2 separate regions of the Homo sapiens genome follow, and region 2 is linked to region 1. A link is an interaction called in ENCODE POLR2A ChIA-PET data of the cell type or tissue named here. Cell type or tissue: OCI-LY7. All regions are shown on one strand. Each heading gives the region's core, and the rest is flanking DNA. Links, peaks and the distances in the headings are about the cores only.

The links. Peaks named below come from ENCODE experiments on the same cell type or tissue, not always from the same donor. Only the 100,000 strongest peaks of a DNase experiment are listed, where the experiment ranks them.
Region 2: POLR2A ChIA-PET joins it to region 1 with 5 read pairs; 4 of 35 experiments call an interaction of 5 or more read pairs at or near these places.

What each region holds. Positions count from the first base shown.
Region 1 is chr14:73,294,709-73,311,712 of GRCh38, reverse strand. It overlaps NUMB (NUMB endocytic adaptor protein), which reads left to right. Exons shown (of 13, transcript NM_001005743.2): 7 at 14,428-14,502. Among named protein-coding and RNA genes, the nearest start is that of PAPLN-AS1, 57 kb to the right of the region's middle. In OCI-LY7, for the core only: no CTCF peak of the experiment used is centred there; a DNase peak (open chromatin) is centred at 8,212; H3K4me3 peaks cover 1,160 bases; H3K27ac peaks cover 1,887 bases.
Region 2 is chr14:73,188,437-73,196,436 of GRCh38, reverse strand. It overlaps PSEN1 (presenilin 1), which reads right to left. Exons shown (of 12, transcript NM_000021.4): 7 at 3,573-3,793. Among named protein-coding and RNA genes, the nearest start is that of PAPLN, 45 kb to the left of the region's middle. In OCI-LY7, for the core only: no CTCF peak of the experiment used is centred there; no DNase peak of the experiment used is centred there.

The DNA.
Region 1 (17,004 bases), core at 4,122-12,121:
TTGATGATCCAGGATAAATAGAACAACAGTAATCAAGAAGTGTTTTTATTAAACACTTTTACGTGAAAGTAAGTAGATAGAAGAATTGTTTGCCCCGATTCTGAATTTATGACTCATAGCCAGGAAAACCTTCTTTTCCGGAAGTTGCCTCTTGGACCTGACCACCATCACTTCCCTATTGTTGCATCACCAGCTGACAGGAGCAGTGTCTCCAGAAACTTTAGCAGTAGGGAACAGATAAACCTGGGTCTGTTACAGGCCTGTAATCCATTGTAAGCTTACAAACATTGTAAAAGAGGGGCAAAAAAACGAAGACCTGAAATAACTTTTTCCAAACTAATTAAATTGCTCATTGCCGTGGCCGGGCACGGTGGCTCATGCCTGTAATCCCAGCACTTTGGGAGGCTGAGGCAGGTGGATCACGAGGTCAGGAGTTCAAGACGAGTCTGGCCAGGATGGTGAAACCCCGTCTCTACTAAAAATACAAAAATTAGCCAGGCGTGATGGCAGGCGCCTGTAATCCCAGCTACTCAGGAGGCTGAGGCAAGAGAATCGCTTGAACACCGGGGGTAGGCAGAGGTTGCAGTGAGCCCAGATCATGACACTGCACTTCAGCCTGGGTGACAGAGTGAGACTATGTCAAAAATAAATAAATAAATAAATAAATAGCTCATTGCCTTAGGAAAGCCAATAATGCACTCAGCTTTTTAGGGATTATTACATGCAGCTTCATTCATAGTTGGCTATACTAGGCAAATACTTTATTACCAAATAATTACATGGCACTTAACATTTGAAAAAATGTTTTTATAATTTTAATGTATTTGAGGAACCCTATGAACTAAGTAATCTGTATTCCCATTTTATGAAGAAACTGACTCAACATAGAGACAGGAAATATTCTTAGGCCACCCTATTAGATCTCTTTTTAAAGCCATTTACTTGTATTTATATAGAGCTTTATAGTTTATTATGTGCTTTGACCTACTTTCTAATTTGCCATTCATAACAGTTCAGTGAATTGGACAGGGTAGTTCATGAAACTGCATTTTACAAATGAATAAACAGAAGCTCAGAGAGTTCACCCAGCTAATACTAAATGGCAGTGCCTACACTGAAAGCAAGGTTTTCTGAAACTTAGTGCAAAGTTCTTTCATCTACCCCATGTTGATGTTCTGTCATTCAAAAAGCATTCCTCTGCTTTCCTCGGGTATGCCTTAATTATAATGAATGGAGAAGTGTCTAATGCAGAGGACGCTAGACAGCCCAATGGCCTGAATACTTCCACAAACATGGATTGTATGGCCTGCACACAGTTTATAAATTTGAATTAGTTGCAAATATTTTAAACATTGAGAACTTTCAATAAATATCCTACTTTTCAGTAGGACATTTATCTTAAGAATTAGCAGACCTGGCAAAACAATATGCTTTCTGTGTGGCAACAGTTTCCTGACCTGAGTAGCAGCTATGCCCTTTGCCTATTCGCCACAATCCCTGCAACTCCCTGTTGTCCCTGCTTCACTCATTTGTTATGTGCCTTTAATTCTTGTAGGCATTTGAGTTTGTGAACTCCTCTCTGGGTTATGTCACTTTGATTTATTTTTCTTTGTAGCAACCACTTCTGACTGTATAAAAATCACCAAAAATATTATAATATCTGTTCTAACAGATCCTGTTAATATACTGCCAAATATAGTTTTTCAAGTTTTTATGTTTTTACAATTGCTAAATGGCACCATTAGAAATGGTTAAGTTTTAGAGAATGCATGGTTGAAAAGTAATATGTTGTTATGTTGTTTTAACCTAATTCCTGAGAGTAAAGGATTTCATGGCATTTATGACTCCACTCTTGAATTAGTATATTCAAATCTACATTCTATTTTATATTTCCTAAATTTTCTCCTCTATGACAACTTGTACTTAGTGCTTATCTTCATTCTGGATCCTATTTTTATTATTATTATTATTATTATTATTATTATTATTATTATACCTTAAGTTCTGGGATATATGTGCAGAACATGCAGGTTTGTTACATAGTTATACATGTGCCATGGTGGTTTGCTGCACCCATCAACCTGTCATCTAGGTTTTAAACCCCGCATGTGTTAGGTATTTGTCCCCTTGCCCCCAACTCTCTGACAGGCCCCAGTGTGTGGTGTTCCCCTCCCTGTGTCCATGTGTTCTCATTGTTCAACTCCCAATTATGAGTGAGAACAGGTGGTATTTGGTTTTCTGTTCCTGTGTTAGTTTGCTGAGAATGATGGTTTCCAGCTTCATCCATGTCCCTACAAAGGACATGAACTCATTCTTTTTTACGGCTGCATAGTATTCCATACTGTATATGTGCCACATTTTCTTTATCCAGTCTGTCATTGATGGGCATTTGGGTTGGTTCCAAGTCTTTGCTATTGTGAATAGTGCTGCAGTAAACATACATGTGCAAGTGTCTTTATAGTAGAATGATTTATATTCTTTTGGGTATTGGATCCTATTCTTTAAAAGTGCATCTGTGCTCATATATTGTTTCCCTCCCATTCAAGGGATGAACTATCTGTGTTCCTCACAGAGGCCAACTCCTCCACCAGATTCTTCTTATTCCAACTCTTACTTATTCTGGCAATGCTACCCCCTCTCCCCTCTATAATCAGTTTTCTTTCTCTAGTGGATCATCCATTAGCATAAAAATATACCATCTTCTTTTTAAAAAAAGGTTTCTTCTTGGTACCCTCAGTTCCTTCTTCTGTTGAACCCATTTAATCATCTCCACAACTTTTACCTCTGCCACCCCACCACGGCTGCCCTTATCTTCTTTTGTATTACTATTCCAGTAGTCCTATCGCCTTACTCAGACTATCAGCAGCAATTCACATAGCCCATCTCTCACTCCCCTTTGAAACACTATTCATTTGGAGTTCAGGGATCATACTTTCCCAGTTCTCCCCTTCGTCTGTGGACTCTTCTCAGCCTACACCTGTTAATGATCTCATCCACAGTGTGATGGCTTTAAATATCATTTATGTAATATATGCTGATGGTTTTGAAATTTATATCTCCATACATCTCCCCTGAACTCCATAATGGTATTTCCGTCTTACAAGCAATATAGCATAGGAATCAAGGTCCCAGCCTTTGGGGCCAGATTACTTGCATTTACTAGCTTTGCGATTAATGCCTACTTCATGTGATTGTTGTGAAGATTAGATGAATAAATATGAGTGAAGAGCACCAAATGGCCTGTTTTGGTAGATAGGTGTCAATATCATCATTATTAAACTTTTTCTCTTCGATATCTGCTAGTCACCTCACACTTTAATATGTCACAAATCAAATTCCCCCAAGGAGAGAAGGATCTTTCTCTCCTAGTCTTTCCCAGTCTCAATATACAGCATCTCTGTCCCTATGCTCTAGCCAAACCCTGGATTTGACCTTGACTTCTCTTTTTCTTATACCCTACATCCACTCCATCAACAGTTCCTGTCTGCTTCAGCCTTCAAGAACCTAATCAATTCTCACTATCTCCACCACTCCTACCCTGGTCCAAGCCAGCATCTCCTCTTATCTGAACCATTGCAGTAGCATCCTACTAGCATCCTACTACCCCTGCTTTCATTATTGTCCTCCTGCCATCCCCTCTTGAGAGATCAACCCGAGTGATCTTTTTAAGACAGAGGCCCGGCCGGGCGCGGTGGCTCACGCCTGTAATCCCAGCACGTTGGGAGGACGAGGCGGGCGGATCACGAGGTCAGGAGATGGAGACTATCCTGGCTAACACGGTGAAACCCCGTCTCTACTAAAAATGCAAAAAAATTAGCCGGGCGTGGTGGCGGGCGCCTATAGTCCCAGCTACTCGGGAGGCTGAGGCAGGAGAATGGCGTGAACCCGGGAGGCGGAGCTTGCAGTGAGCCAAGATCGTGCCACTGTGCTCCAGCCTGGGCAACAGAGCAAGACTCCGTCTCAAAAAAAAAAAAAAAAAAAAAAGACAGAGGCCCGATTATGTTGCTTCACTGTCCCATGTCCTCCAGTAGCTTCCTGACCTACTCAGAGTAAAAGCCAGTCTTTTAGGCCTTGTAGGCCATTGCATATGAATCCCCTCTTTTTCCTCTTTTATCTCCTCCTAGCCTTCCTCTTGCTCCCTCTGTTCCAGCCACACTAGCCTCCTCAGTATTCCTTAAACAAACCAGGCACGCTTTCACCTCAGGGCCTTTGTACTTGCTGTAACCTCTAGTCTGGAACGCACATCATCCAGATATATGTGTGGCTCACTTCCTCATCTCTTTCCCTTCACTCAAAAGCCCCATTCTCAGGCATTTACTGACAACTTCTTAAAAAATCCAAACACCACTCTCCCCCAGACACACACACACTCCCAATTCCTAGCTATTTTTTTTTTTTTTTTTAAAGACAGAGTCTCACTCTGTTGCCCAGGCTGGAGTGCAGTGGCGCAATCTCGGCTCACTGCAAGCTCCGCCTCCCGGGTTCATGCCATTCTCTGGCCTCAGCCTCCCGAGTAGCTGGGACTACAGGTGCCCGCCACCACACCCAGCTAATTTTTTGTATTTTCAGTAGAGACAGGGTTTCACTGTGTTAGCCAGGGTGGTCTCAATCACCTGACCTCGTGATCCACCCGCCTTGGCCTCCCAAAGTGCTGGGATTATAGGGGTGAGCCACCACGCCTGACCCCTAGCTTTATTTTTATCTGATAGGGTTTATCACTGTGTGTCATACCATACATTTTACTTGCTTATCTCTTCCTCACTGAAATGTAAGCTCTGTGAGGACAGTGATCTCCACCTGTTTTGTTTACTGCTGAATCTTCAGTACCTAGAATAATTTGTGGTCCATAGTAGCTGCTCCAAAATATTTGAATTAATGCGTAAAGGAATGAATGAGAAATGTACTGCTCAAGTTCACCCTGTTGTGGGAGGAATCAGATAGGTAAAGACATGGTTACCAAATTGTGTGACAGTAACAGGTGCTCCAGGAGCAAAAAGGAAGAGTGAATGTGAAAGGTTGTAATGAAGGCTTCTAGGAGGAGATGACACCTAGGGCTGAGCCTAAAAACTATGAATTCCAGTTAAACTAACTTAGAAGAGAAAGAGATTTCAGACAGAAGGAACAGCACTATCAGGGACATTGGGATGAGAGAAAACATGTTCCACACTCATTCATTCATTCATTCATTCAACCTAGGGGTGTTGAGAAGGAAACAGAAGATGAGACCCAGATTTCGTTCATGGATGACCAAGGGGTTGGTGGAATCACTCATTGTGAGAAGGGATAAATTTGGTTTTGGACAGGTTGAATTTGAGATGCCTCTAGAATTTTCATTTCAGCTACTATATACCTTTGAAATATGAACTTAATATTGGAATAATCCCTAGGTCTCCCCTCCCCCAATTGAAGTGATTTGGCAAACTAGAAGAGCTAAATTGCCTCCCCAAAATCTCTCCTTTACTGTGTAGTTCATGACATGCTCCATCCTTGTGTTTTCCTAAAAGCCTTTAAGTGCCCCTCTCATTTAAGAAAGTACAGGAATAATGAACCTTAGTGTCTGAGACTAAAAGTTATTGTACTCTTCCTGAGCACAGTACAATCTCAAATCCTGAAGAAAGTTGTGTTTCTGTCCTTTCACTGCTTTGTTCTTTGGGGTATATTCACTGGATTTTGGAATTATAAGACAAAATTTATTGATTACACCATTCTGTTCAGAAATTCAAATATTAAATTATAGACTTCAAGGCTTTTCTTTTCTGATTTAAAAAGCAATGAAGCTGGGTTTCCTCTGAAAAAAGTCTCGTTTGTTTATTACAAGGCACACTGTATCATGGTTCCCTGGTTTATATATCACCATTACTCTGTAATGCCTGCCTCTGTGTAGATGTGACGGAAAGACTGACCAGTGATTCTTTACACATTGGGAACCTTTGAAGACCTCTTTGGTTTGTAGCTGAAGGAACTTTGCACAGTAGAATTGCAAATCACTGTTGTTCTGAGAGTGACTTGCTCTGCCCTAATTGGTCTGTTTGCTGCTGTTGCTTCTTAATATTTCAAAGCTATGCAAAATGATGTTTCCATGTGTCTTTATAGCATTTCTTCACTTCAGCTTACATTAGAACATCTGCTTAACCCTTTTGCTCTTACCTAGCGTATGCCCGCAGAGCTGTCTTGCCTCCAAATGTCATTTTTATTTTTGTTAATTAATGGCATGCTCTTATCTCACTGGTGATCTTGGGGATCATAGAATTTTAGAGTTGGATGGCACCTTAAAATAGGTAGGATATAAATACATTTGTCAGAAAAAAAAAAGAAAATGAATTCGGGGACACAGTTCCAACAGGTCTAATATTTCAGTATAATGAATTATCTTTCCAAGAAGATTCAATTAATTATAGAGATTGTGATTGTATCAGATGTCGCAAACTATGGCCCACTACTGTATTTGTTTTTGTAAATAACATGTTATTGGAACACAGTCATGCCCATTTGTGTACATATTGTTATGGCTGCTTTTGTGCAATGATAGAGTTGAGTAGTTGCAATAGAGATCATATGTCCTGAAAAGCCTAAAATATTTTGTTGTCTGGTCCTTCACAAAAAACGGTTGCTAATCCCTAATTTCAACAATTTAAAAACTCATTTCGGCCAGGCGCGGTAGCTCACACCTGTAATCCCAGCATTTTGGGAGGCTGAGGTGGGCGGATCACCTGAGGTCAGCAGTTCAAGACCAGCCTGGCCAACATGGTGAAACCCCTTCTCTATTAAAAATACAAAAATTAGCCATAGCTGGGCGTGGTGGCAGGCACCTGTAATCCCAGCCATTTGAGAGGCTGAGGCAGGAGAATCGCTTGAACGCAGGAGGTGGAGGTTGCAATGAGCCGAGATCGCACCACCGCACTCCAAGCATGGGCGACAGAGCAAGACTCTGCCTCAAAAAAAACAAAACAAAACTCATTCCTCCAACTCCAACTCATTTCTCCTAAGGATAACATTAATTATACTGATGAAATAAAAGAGCAGTGTAAGAATCTTTCCACCTACCATGTATATCACCAACTTGTCATTTTCATCCTTTTTCAATTTATTTTTAAAAAGTGGTTTCAGCTGGGCATAGTGGCTCACATCTGTAATCCTAATACTTTGGGAGGCTGAGGTGGGAGGATCACTTGAAGCCAGAACTTGAGACCAGCCTGGGCAACATAGCAAGACCATCTCTATAAAAATAAAAAAGTAGCCAGGTGTGGTGGTACTTACTTGTGGTCTCCCAGCTACTCAGGAGGCTGAGGTGGGTAGATGACTTGAGCCCAGGAGTTTGAGGCTGCAGTGAGCTGTGATCACACCACTGTGCTCCAGCCTGGGTGTCAGAATAAGACCCTGTCTCTAATGAAAAAAGAAAGAAAGAAAGAAAGAAACAGTGGTTTCTACTTAAAGAAACAAAGCCTGGAGATAGGTAGATAGCAATTGGTTATTTCAGTTGCCTTTTACTGTACGTAGCTTTTATATTTAGGAGAAAGTCATCTTACAGTGTGCTGAGCTTGTTACTATTTCTGTGCCATTTTCCATTTTATGTTCCTTCACCAATTTTTTTCGTGTTAAGATTACCTGTGCATTTCTCTTCTGGTACAAGTTTCCTGATTTAGTAATTTGTAATAGATCCACTGTATGTTGCTATTTTCTTCAGTGTCAGAACCTGCTTAGTTGCTATATTGGTTTATATCTACCCATAATAAAAGGTTTTAAGGAAGATAATAATTTTAAAATACTAAGCTGGATATTTATAGTGTAGAGTAATTACTTGAGAAAGTTATACTTTCATTTTTCACTTTTGGTTAGCTTGATCCTTCTGCTCAGATTTCACCAATTTAAATTCCAAGTTACTAAAGTTCTGTCCATGTTAGATCGGTTTTCTTTGAAAAAAAAAGGATTTTTGTCTTTATTGTGAAACTTTTTCATGATACATTTGTCAGTGTGAATTCTACCTATAACTGAAATTATTATTAAAGTAGAAAGTGTTAGAGCAGCGATGATAAAATAATTCTGAATGTCTGAACATCTGTGTTGCCACTTCCACATTTTTATTAGTTCCTGAAGCATGTTTTTTTTTTGTTTTGTTTTGTTTTGTTTTTGAGATGGAGTCTCGCTCTGTCACCCAGACTGGAGTGCAGTAGTGTGATCTTGCTTGGCTCACTGCAACCTCTGCCTCCTGGGTCCAAGCAATTCTCCTGCCACAGCCTCCAGAGCAGCTGGGACTACAGGCGCATGTCACCACGCCCGGCTGATTTTTGTGTTTTTAGTAGAGACGGGGTTTCACCATGTTGGCCAGGATGGTCTCAAACTCCTGACCTCAGGTGATCCACTGGCCCTGGCCTCCCAAAGTGCTGGGATTACAGGCATGAGCCACCATGCCTGGCCAGCATGTTGTCTTTTTAAAGAGGTGTTTGTGCCACTAAGATGTATGTAAATTCTTTTTTTTCTTTGTTTCTTTCTTTTTTGAGATGGAGTCTCACTCTGTTGCCCAGGCTGGAGTGCAATGGTGCGATCTCAGCTCACTGCAACCTCCACCTCCCGGGTTCAAGGGAGTCTCCTGTCTCACCCTCCCAAGTAGCTGGGATTACAGGCACCTGCTACCACACCCGGCTAATTTTTATATTTTTAGTAGAGATGGGGTTTCGCCATGTTCGTGAGGTTGGTCTCGAACTCCTGACGTCAGGTGATCCACCCTCCTCGGCTTCCTCCCAAAGTGCTGGGATTATAGGCTTGAGCCACTGTGCCCGGCCTGTATGTAAATTCTACATTTGATATTTAATGTAGTTTTTTTTCAGTCCTTTGATTAGTTAACTGCGGCCTGATGGCCTAGGGTACTGGTTTCAAGTAGACAGTTTTAGGGCAGACAGTCTTCTCTCAGCCATGTTTATCTTCTTTTCTTAAAAGTGCTCAGAAATCTTAGTTTATATGGTCAGAATGAAAGACTCAAGTTTACAAATAATATGGAAGTATTGGCCAGGCGCAGTGGCTCATGCCTGTAATCCCAGCACTTTGAGAGGCTAAAGTGGGCGGATCACCTGAGGTCAGGAGTTCGAGACCAGCCTGGCCAACATGGCGAAACCTCATCTCTACCAAAAAAAATACAAAAAAATTAGCTGGGTGTGGGGCCATGCACCCATAATCCCAGCTACTCGGGAAGCTGAGGCATGAGAATCACTTGAGCCCAGGAGACAGAGGTTGCAGTGAGACTAAATTGCTCCACTGCACTCCAGCCTGGGCGACAGAGTAAGACTCGTCTCAAAAAAAAAAAAAAAAAAAAGAAATGTGGAAGTATTGCAACTATAGAATTTGTGAGAGGAAGGCTGGGCTTAATTTCAGCTATAGGCATCTCTAATCATTAATATTTCAGTACCTGACTTAAATAACTATAATGTGGCAAACTATAATGATGTACAAGAACCCACACCCAGAAGTATGAACAAATACAAGAATTCGTATTATCTGTTTTCTTCCCCTCTTCAGAGAGATCAGAGGCCATGAAATATGACAAATATGATTCCTTACTGATACATTAGTACAATACTATAAAATTATTAAGGCCTATCTCAAAAAGCACAATTTTTTTTATTTTTTTTTATTTTTGAGATGGAGTCTCGCTGTGTCACCCAGGCAGGAGTGCAGTGGCGTGATCTCAGCTCACTGCAACCTCTGCCTCCCAGGTTCAAGCAATTCTCCTGCCTCAGCCTCCTGAGTAGCTGGAATTACAGGCACGTGCCCCCACACCTGGCTAATTTTTTGTATTTTTTAGTAGATATGGGGTTTCAGCATGTTGGCCAGGCTGGTTTCGAACTCCTGGCCTCAAGCGATCCACCTGCCTTGGCCTCCCAAAGTATTGGGATTACAGACATGAGCCACCACACCCGGCCACACATGTTTTTATAACCATATAATTGGGATGTGTGTGGTGATTTACACCTGTAATCCCAGCACTTTGGGAAGCCAAAGCAGGAGGATCGCTTGAGCCTAGGAGTTCAAGGCTGCAGTGAATTATGATTATGTCACTGTGCTCCAGCCTAGGCAGCAGGGCAAGACCCTGTCTCTACAAAAAATTGTTTAAAAATTAGCTGGGTATGGTAGTGCACGCCTGTAGTCCCAGCTACTGGGGAGGCTGAAGTGGGAGAATTACTGGAGCCCAGGAGTTCAAGGCTGCAGTGAGCTGTCCTGTGCCACTTGTATGGCAGCCTGGGCAACAAGGCAAGACCCTGTCTCCAAACAAACAAGCATATAATTGGGCCAAGAAAATGTTACATTTCCCTGAATATTGTAAGGAGACTAACTGGAGAACAGTCCCATTCTAAACTGACCTTTTATTTTTCCCTTCTTCAGTCTTCCAACCTTGAAGTAGTCCTATCTGTTGCCTCAGATACTGAACACTGCAGGCTACAATTATACAATGAGCAGATTGATTAAACTGCAAATTTAAATATCTTAGGATTGTCAGTGCCATTTGGCAATGTTGTATATCACTGGTCAGCTGTCTCCTGTTTCCTACAACAGATATTTAGCGTATTTTTTCTTTCAACAAATATTTCTTGAACTGCTACTCTGTTCCAGATGTTGTTCAAGTTCCAGGGATACAGCAGTGAATGATAGATGGAAGAAACCTTGCCCTCATGGAGCTTACCTTCCAGCAAAATACTAAATGTTACATGAGGGTTGGTTAAATATGAGCAGTTACTGTTGCTGGTGAATGACTCTTCTACCAATTTGCCTGGAACAGCCCTATTATAACACCCATTTATCAGTTTTAATAGTCATCTCTCCTTTTTTTTATTGTACTTTAAGTTCTAGAACAATGAGAACACTTGGACACAGGTAGGGGGACATCACACACCGAGGCCTGTTGTGGGGTGAGGGGAGGGGGGAGGAATAGCATTAGGAGATATACCTAATGTAAATGACGAGTCATCTCTTTCATTTTCAAAGGGTTCCCAGTTTGTAGAGTAAATTATATGACCGTCCTTGTTCTAAACCTTTCGTATACATTAATTCGTTTAATCTTCACAGTAACCCTATGAGGTATATGAGATTATTAACATCATTATACAGATGTAGAAAGTGAAGCATAGAGAAGTTAAATTAACCTGCCTTTGATCATACTAGGAGTAACTTGCAGAACCAGAATTCAAATCCAAACAACAGCTTGGTTCCTAGTCACCGTACTAGACTGCCTCCATACTACTGTTCTAAATCTTTAATATTTTACTCTGCCTGTCGTCTTTCCTCTCCCCAGCAAAGTAAAGCAGGTAAATTAAAACCATAAATTCACAGATGAATTTATGGTTCTCCAGAGTGAATTTCCTCCACTTGCTACTCCCTCCTTTACAAATCTGTCTTCATCTCTACTCGGCCTCACTTTATCCCTCCATTTCATAGGAATGGACATCTCTCCTCCTGTCTAAAACTTGTATTCTAGCCCCATCTCACCCTGCATTTTGTTGGACTTTGTTCTCTAAATTACTCTTCTCTTTTTCTTGGGCCTTCCGTTTCCATTGTTCCACTGGCTTTTCCCATTCAGCACGTGAAGAGGATGTCATTGTTGAAAATGTATATCACTCTTTTAAGAATTCTGCTTTACTATTGGGAGAGGTTTTTAAAAGTTTATTAATAATATAATGATGATAATGGCTACTAATTGTTACCCTATTTAAATTCCAGGTACTGTATATAATATCTAATCCTTTTAACAAACTACAAATATTTTACGGATGAAGAGATGGAAGCTCAGTGGGCTACATAACTTTCTTAGCTTATGAATAGTAGCGCTGAATTCAGTCTCATATTTGTCTTAATCCAAAGCCCATTCTATTTCAAGTATAACATGCTAGTTTATCACAATTCTTACAGACTTCCCTTGATGCTCTGCCTGTGTCTTATTGCCCTGCAGCTCTCCTTTTTATAGAAAAGCTTTGTAAAAAAAAGTATTTAATACTTGTAGACTCTTCTTGCCTTTCATTTACTTCTCGACCCATTCTAGTCTAACTTCTACTTCTGTATCACGATCCTCCAAAGAAACAGAACCGCTAGGAGATATGTCATATTATATGACATATATATGTCATATCATATATATGACATGACATATGTCATGTCATATATATGACATATATGATACATATATGACATATATATACATATTATCTATTTTAAGAATTCACTCGTGATTGTAGGGGCTGGCAGGCTGGCAAGTCTGATACCTGTAAAGCAGGCCAACGGGCTGGAAACTCAGGCAGGGTTTCTTCTCCAGGAAACCTCAGTTTTTGCTCTTGAGGCCTTCAACTGATTGGATGAAGCATACCCATACTACCAAGGCTAATCTCCTTAACCTAAATTCAATTCATTGTAATAATATTTACAGAGTAGCTTCTAATTTGCCCATAGAATCAAGATCAAAGTCCTTATCAGGAATAGAAGGCCTTCTGTGATTAGGCCTTTCCTACTCTATCTCCCATTACGCCTTTCCCATTGCCAAGTCTACTTACCAAGCCATACTGAAATATTTATAGAGCCCCAGACTTGCCATGTTGTTTGCTTCCATGTCCTGTACTGCTGTTTCTTCTGCCTGGCATGTCCAGTACCTCTGTTACTTCCCTGTCTCCCTACCCCTACCTAAGCATCAAGAAAAATTATTCCAGCACCCAGTTCAGTCTTCTCCTTTGTATAACCTTCCCCAATTCCACAAAGAGATTTGATTATACCTTTTTTCTGACATCATTGTACCTTGTTCTCAGCTCTACTGTAGCATTTACCTACGGTATTCTTTATTTTTTGTCTGATTGTTGCCTTTCAGTAACCTTCCAGGTATTTCCACTGGCTGGCATATTATAGGCACTCATCAAATTTATGGTGGTGGTGGAGATGATGAGGCCGAGTGGATCACAGGTTATTTCAGTAAGGCCATGTCCTCATATCAAGTTTTCCTGGGCTTGGATCACTTATAGAGGAGAATGGTAGTTCTAAAAGTCTCCCTTGTCGCTTCTAGAGGCTGCTGCGCCAACCTTAGCACCAGATTCCTTTTGATCTATACTTTTTATGATAATCTGATACCTATTCTCAGCCTTCATATTGCTTTTGTTTTATTTTGCTGTATCCTTGAGGCAGTTAAAAAGAAAGGACACTGTTAAATTACTATTACATTCCATCACAGGAGGAATTATGCATCAGCTTGTTCTCATGTGATTCTCATGTGCCAAAAAGTATTTTCTGAGCCAATAAAAAGAAAATTATTTTTTCAGTAGTTTTTAAATCTTCCTGTGTCCCCAAAATGTCTCCATGAATTTAATGTCAAATTAAAAACCAAGCCAAGGCTGGGTACAGTGGTGCACACTTGTAGTCCTGGCTACACGTGGGGCTGGGACAAGGGGATCACTTGAGCCCAGGAGTTCAAGGCTGTAATGCTTTATGATCATACCTGTGAATAGCCACTGCACTCCAGCCTGGGCAACACAGTGAGACCTCGTCTCTAAAATTATTAGAGGCTGGGCACAGTGGCTCACACCTGTAATCCCAGCACTTTGGGAGGCTGAGGCAGGCGGATCACTTGAGGTCAGGAGTTCCAGACCAGCCTGGCCAACATGGTGAAACTCCGTCTCTACTAGAAATACAAAAATTAGCCGGGCATGGTGGCAGGTGCCTGTAATCCCAGCTAGTCGGGAGGCTGAGGCAGGAGAATCACTTAAACCCGGGATGGGGAGGTTGCAGTGAGCCAATATCGCATCACTGCTCTCCAGCCTGGGCGACAGAGTGAGACTCTGTCTCAAGAAAAAAAAAAAATTATTAGGAAAAATGTCTGTGTTAACTCTGAGAGAACAAATAATGGCTTTTTAAAGACTGTTAATAGAATAATGAAGACTTACTGTGTTTTTAACGTGAAAATTTTAGGTGACCAAGGGTCCTGCTATAACATACTGGGGGTCATAGGATAGTAGAATGGTCAACATCTCAATTTAGACATGTTACTTCCTGCTCTAAATACACTTGTGGACGCTACTTGTGGTGTAACTCCTTATGTATTTAATAATTATCTGACTCTGGTTTTCTTGGTTGATTTTTTTAAATGGGTGAAGAATCTAGTTATGAATTCTTTGCCCTTTATGGAATGTGATATCTTGGTTTTTATTCCATCTGTTACTTCCCTTTTACTTAATTTTATCTTATTGTTTTGCGTTGTGTTTCTAAAATAATGGCTTTGGCTTGTTTTTTCCTGAATGTTTCTGCAGTTTGGTTTGAGTATCTGGGTTTGGGCACCACTCCTGAACTTGGACTCCATCTGTACTTGTGACTTTTGGAAGGCAGAGTCAGTGTTTTCTGTGGAAGATGACATTTTTTTAATATTATATATGTGTATCTCCCCCTCCCCTTTTTGGTTTCTCTTAAAAGACTGGAAAGAAAGCAGTTAAAGCAGTTCTGTGGGTCTCAGCAGATGGACTCAGAGTTGTGGATGAAAAAACTAAGGTAAGATTCTTTATTTTTATTTTGATTTATTTTATTTTTTTTGGAGATGGAGTTTCACTCTTGTCACCCAGGCTGGAGTGCAATGGCACGATCTCGGCCCACCGCAACCTCCACCTCCCAGGTTCAAGCGATTCTCCTGCCTCAGCCTCCCTAGTAGCTGGGATTACAGGCATGTGCCACCATGCCCAGCTAATTTTGTATTTTTAGTAGAAATGGGGTTTCTCCATGTTGGTCAGGCTGGTCTCGAACTCCTGACCTCAGGTGATCCGCCCACCTCGGCCTCCCAAAGTGCTGGGATTACAGGTGTGAGCCACTGCGCCCGGCCTCGCCTGGCTAATTTTTGTATTATTAGTAGATACGGGGTTTCACCATGTTGGCCAGGCTGATCTCGAACTCCTGACCTCAGGTGATCCACCGGCAGCCTCCTAAAGTGCTGGGATTACAGGAGTGAGCCACCACGCCTGGCCTAAGGTAAGATTCTTATAAGCTTAAATGGGACTGCTCATATGTTTTTTAAAATCTCTAATGATCAAATATAATACCCTTAAGCTGTTGAAGGGTATTATATTGTTGAAGCTTTATCCTTCCACTTAGTCCAAAGTACAATCTCCTGAGAGACTATTTAACGTTCAGGAAACCACTTTAGTTACTCATTTACTTTATGAGAAATAGTATTCTCTCAACATATTGTTCTACATGACATAGCATGTCTAAGGTACTAAGCATTAGCATTTAGTGTTAAGATCTGAGTTCTTTTTTTTTTTTTTTTGAGATGGAGTTTCACTCTTGTTGCCCAGGCTGGAGTGCAGTGGCACGATCCCAGCTCACTGCAACCTCCACCTCCTGGGTTCAAACGATTCTCCTGCCTTAACCTCCCAAGTAGCTGATTACAAACACAGACCACCATGCCCCGCTAATTTTTGTATTTTTGGTACAGATGAGGTTTCACCATGTTGGTCAGGCTGGTCTTGAACTTCCGACCTCAAGTGATCCACCCGCCTTGGCCTCCCAAAGTGCTGGGATTACAGGCATGAGCCACCGCTCGTGGCCTATTTTTGTTCTTATATATTTTTTAATAAGTTTCCACTCTCACAAATTTGATACAATAGATGATAGACTATCCTTTTACCATGTTTTAAAATTAAAAAAAGATGGACTCCACATCTGAAATTTCTTCTTGCTCTGAAGAAAACACTATTTTAAGAAAATGATATTTGAACTAATTAACCTGGCTTTTGACTCAAAACTCAATTTAAGTGACATCTTAAGGACTAGTGAATGGCTCTTTGGTTAACATTTACTTAGAATCCAAATAATATCTCAAATCATAGGTACCATTTTGCATTTGAGAGACAGTGATCCTAAATGCCTAAATAAGAATAGACACACAGCTCTACCCCTAGAAAGCATAGGGTGTTATATAAGTACATTTAATTGTTAATTAAAATTTCCTAGAATACCTAAAGTCAGGAAGAAATTTAACAAGAAGATAATTAAAAAAAAAAAATTCAAATGCCACTGAAAGGGGAGAAAGTCTGGCAGGTAAAAAGCAGTTTTGATAGGCAACTTGCCTGGTAAATTTCAAGTGGTTTAATATAGCTGCATTTTAGTTATTTGACCTTATTACATTGCATACTTTTTTTTAAGTTCAAGAGAAGCAATAGTCTTCACTTTTAGTACATTACTGTTGGAAACAGTGATCATTTTAATTATTTTTTGGAACTTGTGTAGTTTTCATTAGTGTTTGGATGAAATTTGTTATACTTGAAAGCTATGTATTTAATTGTTTTATACAATAGTTGGAAAGTGATATTGCCCCCTTGTGGCTACTTACACCACTGGCATTCATTAGTTTAGTTTTTTCCACACTGAATAGTAGTAATTAGTAGTCATTGGTGGCTTGTCACCATTGGGACCATCTTCCCACCTTGTATTTCACTATAAGCGGGAACTAATACCATGTTGGGATCAGTATTGGTGATAACACCATGCCATGATCTGCACAAATTTTTATGAAACAGAAGCTGAAATCTGAAGCCCTTAACCTTTGAGCAAGAAGCTCTGTCAGATTGCCTTGCTATCCCACCTCTCAACTCATGTCTATCTTGATTCTGATAGTGTTCCTACCTTTTTTTTTTTTTTTTTTTTTTTGAGACAGTGCCTTATACTGTCACCCAGGCTGGAGTACAGTGGCACAGACATAGTTCACTGCAGCCTCAGCCTCCTAGGCTGAGATAATTTTTTTTTTTTTTTTTTTTTTAGAGATGGGTTCTCACTATGTTGCCCAAGCTGGTTTCGAACCCCTGGGCTCAAGCAGTCCTTCCACCTCGGCGTCCCAAAGTGCAGAAGACAGAATTTGAGGCAACAGTAGCCACTAGAAGGTAAAAAGAGAGGCTGGGCGTGGTGGCTCACACCTGTAATCCCAGCACTTTGGGAGGCCAAGGCGGGTGGATCACTTGAGTCCAGTAGTTTGAGACCATCCTGGCCAACATGCTGAAACCC
Region 2 (8,000 bases), core at 1-8,000, 110 kb after region 1:
ATATATATGTACAATATAATATAGTATATATAGAACTATAATATAATATAGTACAGTAATAAAACACACATACACAAAGAAATCTCTACTCTCACCACTTCTACCTCAATTTGTTTGAATGAGAAGTCTGCCCTGCTCTGAAGTGATGAGATTTTCAACTTGTTTGATTCTGCCACATTCAGTACTATTTCAGTTTTATGATACACTCTCCCTTAAAGAATTGCTAAATGATAAATCTGCTTATTTTTTAGAGCAATTAAATTAAAATTGCTTTTGCTTTGAAAATTTCAGAACTTTTTTGACAAATTAAATCTTGAAATCTTGTAAAAATGGAGCCGAGAATCACTACTCTAAACATTGGGTACAAAAATCTCTTTTGTTTAAAAGCAACTCAAAGCTCTGTAGAGATACTCATTTGTATGATGTGCAGACAGAATGGAGGGTTGATGGTAAAAATATTGTAATACGGTGAAAAGAATATTGGACTTGGGATTCAGATTCGAGATCAGAGTTTAGGCTTAGGCAAATAATTTACCTCTGTAAACTTCAAGTTTCTTAGCAGTAAAACAGGGATAATAACTGCCTTGATACTTCATAGGATTATACAAAAATATAACACTGGGCTGGGTATAGTGGCTCACACCTGTAATCTCAGCACTTTGGGAGGCTGCTTGAAGCTAGGAGGTCAACACCAACCTGTGCCTGTAGTCTTATCTACTCGGGAGGCTGAGACAGGAGGACTGCTTGAGCCCAGGCTTTTGAAGCTACAGTGAGCTATAATCGTGCCACTTCACTCCAGCCTGGGAGACAGAGTGAGATCCTGTTTCTTAAAACAGAAAAAAATTTACTGATAGACATTGTTCTAAGTGTATTATTGTATTAAATGGATCATTTAATTTAATCTTCATAACTGACATAGGAGTTGAGTAACTTGTGTGGTCAAATAGCTAGTAAGTGATGAGTAGGCTGGGCGCAGTGGTTCAAGCCTGTAATCCCAGCACTCTGGGAGGCTGAGGCAGGCAGATCACTTGAGGTCAGGAGTTTGAGACCAGCCTGGCCAACATGGCAAAACCTCGTCTCTACTAAAAATACAAAAATTAGCTGGGCGTGGTGGTGCGCACTTGTAGTCCCAGCTACTCGGAAGGCTGAGGCAGGAGAATCGCTTGATCCCGGGAGGGAGAGGTTGTAGTGAGCTGAGATCACGCCACTGCACTCCAGCCTGGGCAACAAAGCGAGACTCTATCTCAAAAAAAATAAAAATAAAAAGTGATGAGTAGAATTTGAACCCAGACATTCTGTCTCCAGACCTGGCATTCTTACTCACAGCTAAGCAAGAATAGATGGTTACTTTGCAAACCATCAAGTACTATACAACATAAGGTAATTATGAAAGTCAGAGAGAGTATATGACTTCTATAGTTCCACAACTGATTACTCAAATACAAGAACAGAACCAGTTCAATCCTATTTCCACAGACTTCTTCGTCAATCAAATGAGGATGATGTTTCCTATTACAGGCCACCAAACATTTTAGTAAGTATGTAAATAATGACAAAAGTGTATGGCCAGGCCGGGCACGGTGGCTCATGCCTGTAATCCCAACACTTTGGGAGGCCGAGGCAGGTGAATCATGAGGTCAGGAGATCGAGATCATCCTGGCTAACATGGTGAAACCCCGTCTCTACTACAAATACAAAAAAATAGCCGGGCGTGGTGGCAGATGCCTGTAGTCCCAGCTACTTGGGAGGCTGAGGCAGGAGAACGGCATGAACCTGGGAGGCGAAGCTTGCAGTGAGCCAAGATCACGCCACTGCACTCCAGTCTGGGCGACAGAGCCAGACTCCGTCTTGAAAAAAAAAAAAAAAAAAAGTGTATGGCCAGGCATGGTGGCTCATGCCTGTAATCCCAACACTTTGGCAGGCCAAGGTGGGAGGATCGCTTGAGGCCAGGAGTTCCGGACAAGCCTGGGAAACACAGTGAGATCTCATCTCTGAAAAAAAATTTTTTTTTAAAAAATTAGGCATGGTAGTGCATGCCTGTAGTTCTATCTACTTTGAAGGCTGAGGTGGGAGGATTGTTTGAGCCCAGGACAAGGGTTTGAGGCTGCAGTAAGCCACGTTCATGCCACTGTACTCTAGCGTGGATGACAGAGAGAGATCCTGTCTTTGGAAGAAAAAAACAAAAAGAAAAAAAAAAGAGTATGGCCATGGCCTTATAATATAGAAGGGGTCACATATTAATCTCTGAAAATGGATCTCTTTTTGGCTTTCATACAAGGCAACAGCCACAGAGTACGTACCTGAAAGCTGCCTGGGTTAATGGCTGGAGTATGTTCTAACTGTTCAGGACCCATGTCACACTGGTGGTTACAGAATGTGAATCTCACACTGTCCAAATCGGTTTTATTTTTAAAAGAATAATTCTATACATTACCTTATAAAAAGTAGGTAACCTAATTTTGATTTTAAAAGTGAATTGAGGCCAGATGCAGTGGCTCACACCTATAATCCCAATACCTTGAGAGGCCAAGGTAGGAGGATTGCTTGAGCCCAAGAGTTCAAGACCAGCCTAGGCAATATAGCAAGACGTTCTCTCTACAAAAAATAAACAAGTTAGTCAGGCATGGTGGTGCACACCTGTAGTTCTAGCTACTTGAGAGGCTGAAGTGGGAGGATCGCATGAGCCAGGGAGTTCAAGGTTGCAGTGAGCTATGACTGTGCCACTGCACCCCAGCCTGGGTGACACAGCAAGACTTTGTCTCAAAAAAAAGAAAAAAGCTTCTGCAGTAAGATATAAAGGAAAAAAATCGTTTAAAAAATGAATTGAGCATTTTGTGTGTCTACCACTCTGCTTGTGCTTTTTTTTTTTTGCTTTTTTTTTTTTTTTGAGACAGAGTCTCGCTCTGTCACCCAGGCTAGAGTGCAGTGGCACCATCTCGGCTCACTGCAACCTCCACTTCACTTCCTGGGTTCAAATAATTCTCCTGCCTCAGCCTCTCAAGTAGCTGGGAATACAAGGGTACGCCACCACACCCAGCTAATTTTTGTATTTTTAGTAGAGACGGGGTTTCACCATATTGGCCAGCTTGTCAAAACCTCAAAAAGCTTGAAAAACCAAATTTTTTTTGAGACAAGGTCTTGTTCTATCACCCAGGCTGGAATACAGTGATGCAATCATGGCTCACTGCAGCCTTGACCTCCTGGGCTCAATCGATCCTCCCACCTCAGCCTCCTAAGTAGCTGGAACTACAGGTGTGCACCACCATGCCCGGCTAATTTTTGTATTTTCTGTAGATACGAGGTTTTGCCATGTTGCCCAGGCTGGTCTTGAACTCTGGGCTTAGGTGATCTGCCCGCCTCAGCCTCCCAAAGTGCTAAGATTACAGGCATGAGCTACCATGCCCAGCCGAAATCTTCAAATGAAAAAGTTACTATAGCTAATTAATGATTTACTGAAGAGTTATGGGATGTACACGTTACCATTTTCTCTAAATCAAGATAAAGAGATGAGGAAAGAAAACACTCCAGTGGGGCATTCCTGTGACAAACAAATTATCAGTCTTGGGTTTTACCATATACTGAAATCACAGCCAAGATGAGCCACGCAGTCCATTCAGGGAGGTACTTGATAAACACCAGGGCCATGAGGGCACTAATCATAATGAGATATGCCTGCTGGAGTCGAAGTGGACCTTTCCAGTGAATGGAAATCATTCCCACCACACCAAAATTCCAGATCAGGAGTGCAACAGTAATGTAGTCCACAGCAACGTTATAGGTTTTAAACACTTCCCTGAAAAAAAATTACACAGATTTTAAAAGATGTACAATAATTTTCACCAAAACATTATTTAGAATAATGTGATGGCTCCCAAACATTAGATATTAATATCCCACCTTTATAATTTTACCATAACCTATATCAACTGTGCTATTATTTATTTAATACTTCCCTTTAAATTAATTTACTCTTTTTTTGTTTTTGTTTTTGTTTTTGAGCCAGGGTCTCATTTTGTTGCCCAGGCTGGAGTAAAGTGGTGCAATCACGGCTCACTGCAGTCTTTACCTCCGGAGATCAGGTGGTCTTCCCAGCTCAGCCTCCTAAGTAGCTGGGACAACAGGTGTGTGCCACTATGCCCAGCTAATTTTTCTAATTTTTTTTGTACAGATAGGGTTTCAACATGTTGCCCAGGTTGGTCTAAAACTCCTGGGTTCAAGCAATCCACCCGTCTCAGCCTCCCAAAGTGCTGGGATTACAAGCATGAGCCACGGTGCCTGGCCAATTAATTCACTTTTTTCCCTCAAGTTGAACAATTCACTTTTTTTTTCCCAAGCTGAACTTTTTCTTAATAGGAAGCTCTGTATCATTCATATAAATGGGAAACCAGTTGCACAGGCCATAACTATAAAAATGAGTACGAAGAGGAAAAAAGATCATATCATACCTAAAATGCCATACTATACTTTGGGAAATATTAGTTTAAAACATCTGAAATTAGAAAAAATTAAACATGTGCTAACAAATTTTATAGCTAGGACATAAATTTTCATACAATGAGATTTAGCAGTCATTAAAAATAGATATATGCAGGCTAGGCACAGTGGCTCACACTCTAATCCCAGCAATTTGGGAGGCTGAGGTGAGAGGATCACTTGAGGCCAGGAATTCCAGACGAGCCTGGGCAACACAGTGAGACTCTATCACTACAAAAAAATTTTAAAATTAGCTAAAGTTGATGGCACATGCCTGCAGTCCCAGCTACTCAGGAGGCTGGGGCAGGAAGATAGCTTGAGCCTGGGAGTTAGAGGCTGTGTGAGCTATGATCACACTACTGCACTCCAGCCTGGGCAACACAGCAAGACCCTAAAACTAAAAAAGAAAAGAAAAAAAAAATATATGTACGTATTTTGGAATTTCAAAGTGGGAGATAAATCATTTTTCCAGACAGTATCTGAAACCCAAAGTTTATGCTTAAATAAAGGTGTGCTTTCTTTCACCTTCAAAGCGGGAGAAGAATCATCATACACACACACACACTTATACATACACATATATACAAATACATTTTTTAATACACACATATAAACATGGAGTATAGGCATAACACACTGTTGCTTGAAAAAATATAGGATCCCATTTATGATCCCATTTATGCAAAGTAGTGTGAGAGAAGAGTAGATGAGAAATTGATATATTAATTCCTGAAAGGATGACAGGACTTATCTTTAGGTGGTGGGAATCTGGTCATTTTTCTTCTTTATAATCTTATATAATGTCTTTTTTAAAAAAACAATGAATGTTAAGTATTTTTATAATGAAGAAAATGCTATTTTAATTCTGGGGAGGCAAAATCCACCATCTAACAACAAAGAGATTGCAACTGTAGAAGATGCCTGAGGTAACTGAGGAGAAAGCAAGCACGCCTTTAGGCATAAACTTTCAGTTTCAGGTACCATCCAAAAAGATGATTCCTCTCCCACTTTGAAATTCCAAAATAGAGTAAACATTGAAATTTCTGGACGATGTAGATATTTATATTAAGCATTTCCAGTATCCTCAAACTAAAAAACAAAAACAAAAACAATCTATTTATTAATCTTTGGCCAGGTAACACATGAATAAGATATAAAATTCACAACAGATACTGTGAAAAGTAGGTTTTCTCCCCACTGTGCCCCATGGTTCCCCTCTTTAGAGGAAAGCACTACTTTTTCTTGAGATGGGGTCTTGCTATGTTGCCCAGGCTGGCTATGAACTCCTAGGCTCAAGCAGTCCTCCTGTCTCCACCTCCAAAAATGTTGAGATTACAGGTGTGAGCCACCGTGCCTGATTGGAAAGCACTACTATTAATTTCATGTACATCCTTCCAGAAAGTCTATACATGTCATATATATACTTTTCTACTTGACACAAATGATAGCATATTTTAATTTTTTTTTTTTTTTTTTTTAAATAGAGACAAGGTCTGACTGTCACCCTGGATAGAGGGCACAACCACAGTTCACTGCAGCCCCAAAGTCCTTGGCTCAAGTGATCCTCCTGACTCAGCCTCCCAAGCAGCTGGGGCTACAGGCATGCACCACCACGCCTGGCTAAGTTTTGTATTTTTTGTAGAGATGGAGTTTCAACCATGTTGCCCAGGATGGTCTAGAACCCCTGGGCTCAAAGGATCCTCCCACCTCGGCCTCCCAAATAGGTGAGATTACAAGTGTGAGCCACCACACCCAGCCTTAAAATTCTCAATAGATCTTGCATATTATCTTTTTTACCCCTCTAAGCTGTCAGTTTATTCACTTAAAATATCTATTTCTTCAGAAGCAGGAGCAGGGACTGCTGGACCTCAGTGTCCCCTGCCTTCCTCTGCACAGCCTGCACTAGCAGCTCTGAGTACAATGTACATAAGGAGGGGTAACCTGAGCTGGAGAGGGCCTGGAGCCACATCAGACCCCTCCACCCCGTTGTTGGCCTACAACTGGCTGTGGATCCAAAGGAAGTTAGAGGCCAGCTCAGTCTACACCTGCTACTGCTCAGTGCCCACCCGGTCAAGGGAGACCAACACATGGTAAAGGTCAAGGGCTTCTTGGAAGGCAGTCAGCAGCCTGTGCAAGATGTTCTCCACACTGCTCAGCTTAAGGGGAGCTGGGGGCAGGACCTCAGCTGGCATCTCTGCTTCACCAGTGTCCAGGGCTTGCACAATTCTTGTTTACTCGTAGATATTTAATCTTTTTTGCTGCTATCATAAATGGGACTTATCCTTTTATTATGTTTTCTAACTAGTTGTTTATGTGAAGGTTATTGATTTGTGTTTTCACTTTATTTTTTTGAAATGGAGTTTCACTCTTGTTGCCCAGGTGGGAGTGCAATGGTGCGATCTCGGCTCACAGCAACCTCCATCTCCCAGGTTCACGCCACTCTCCTGCCTCAGCCTCCAGAGTAGCTGGAATTACAGGCACCCACCACCACGCCCGGCTAATTTTTTGTATTTTTAGTAGAGGTGGGTTTTCACCACGTTGGCCAGGCTGGTCTCAAACTCCTAACCTCAGGTGAACCACCCGCCTCGGCCTCCCAAAGTGCTGGGATTACAGGCATGAGCCACGGCACCCAGACAGGGGACTTTTGTTTAATTTTGTAATCAATTAATTGCCTTACCAAACTTACTTAGTAATTTGAATTGGTTTTCAGTTAGTTCTAAAACAAAGTAAACAATCATTTTATCTCCAAATATTGGTAATTTAACCTTCTTTTCCAAATTATATAGTTCGTATTTCTTTCTCCTGTTTAATTGTGTTTGCTAGTCCCTCCAGAGCAATGCTAGATAATTGGTGATAAAGAAAACCTTCATCTCAGCCAGGCACAGTGGCTCACGCCTGTAATCCCAGCATTTTGGGAGGCGGAGGCAGGTGGATCACCTGAGGTCAAGAGTTTGAGAACAGCCTGGCCAACATGGTGAAACCCCTGCTCTACTAAAAATGCAAAAATTAGCCGGGCATAGTGGCAGGTGCCTGTAATCCCAGCTACTTGGGAGGCCTTGATGCAGGAGAATCGCTTGAACCCAGGAGGCAGAAGTTCCTGTGAGCCGAGATCACACCATTGCACTCCAGCCTGGATGACAGAGTGAGACTCTATCTCAGAAAAAACAAAACAAAAAACAAACAAACAAAAGAAAGAAAAGAAAACCTCCATCTCATTCCTGACCTTAATAGGCAAGCTTCTAGCTTCCCTATGAGGATGACATTGGCCTTTAGAATGAGATGCATACATTTTATAATGTTAGAGATTTAGTTATTTATTTATTTTTAGAGACTGAGTCACCCAGCCTGGGGTGCAGTGGTGCAATCATAGCTCACTGCAGCCTTGAATTCCTGGGCTGAAGCCATCCTCCCGCCTTAGTCTCCCATGCAGCTAGAACTACATGCACACACCACAACTGGCTAATTTATTTTTTGTAGAGGCAAAGTCTTGTTATGTTGCGCAGGTTGGTATCCAACTTTCAACCTCA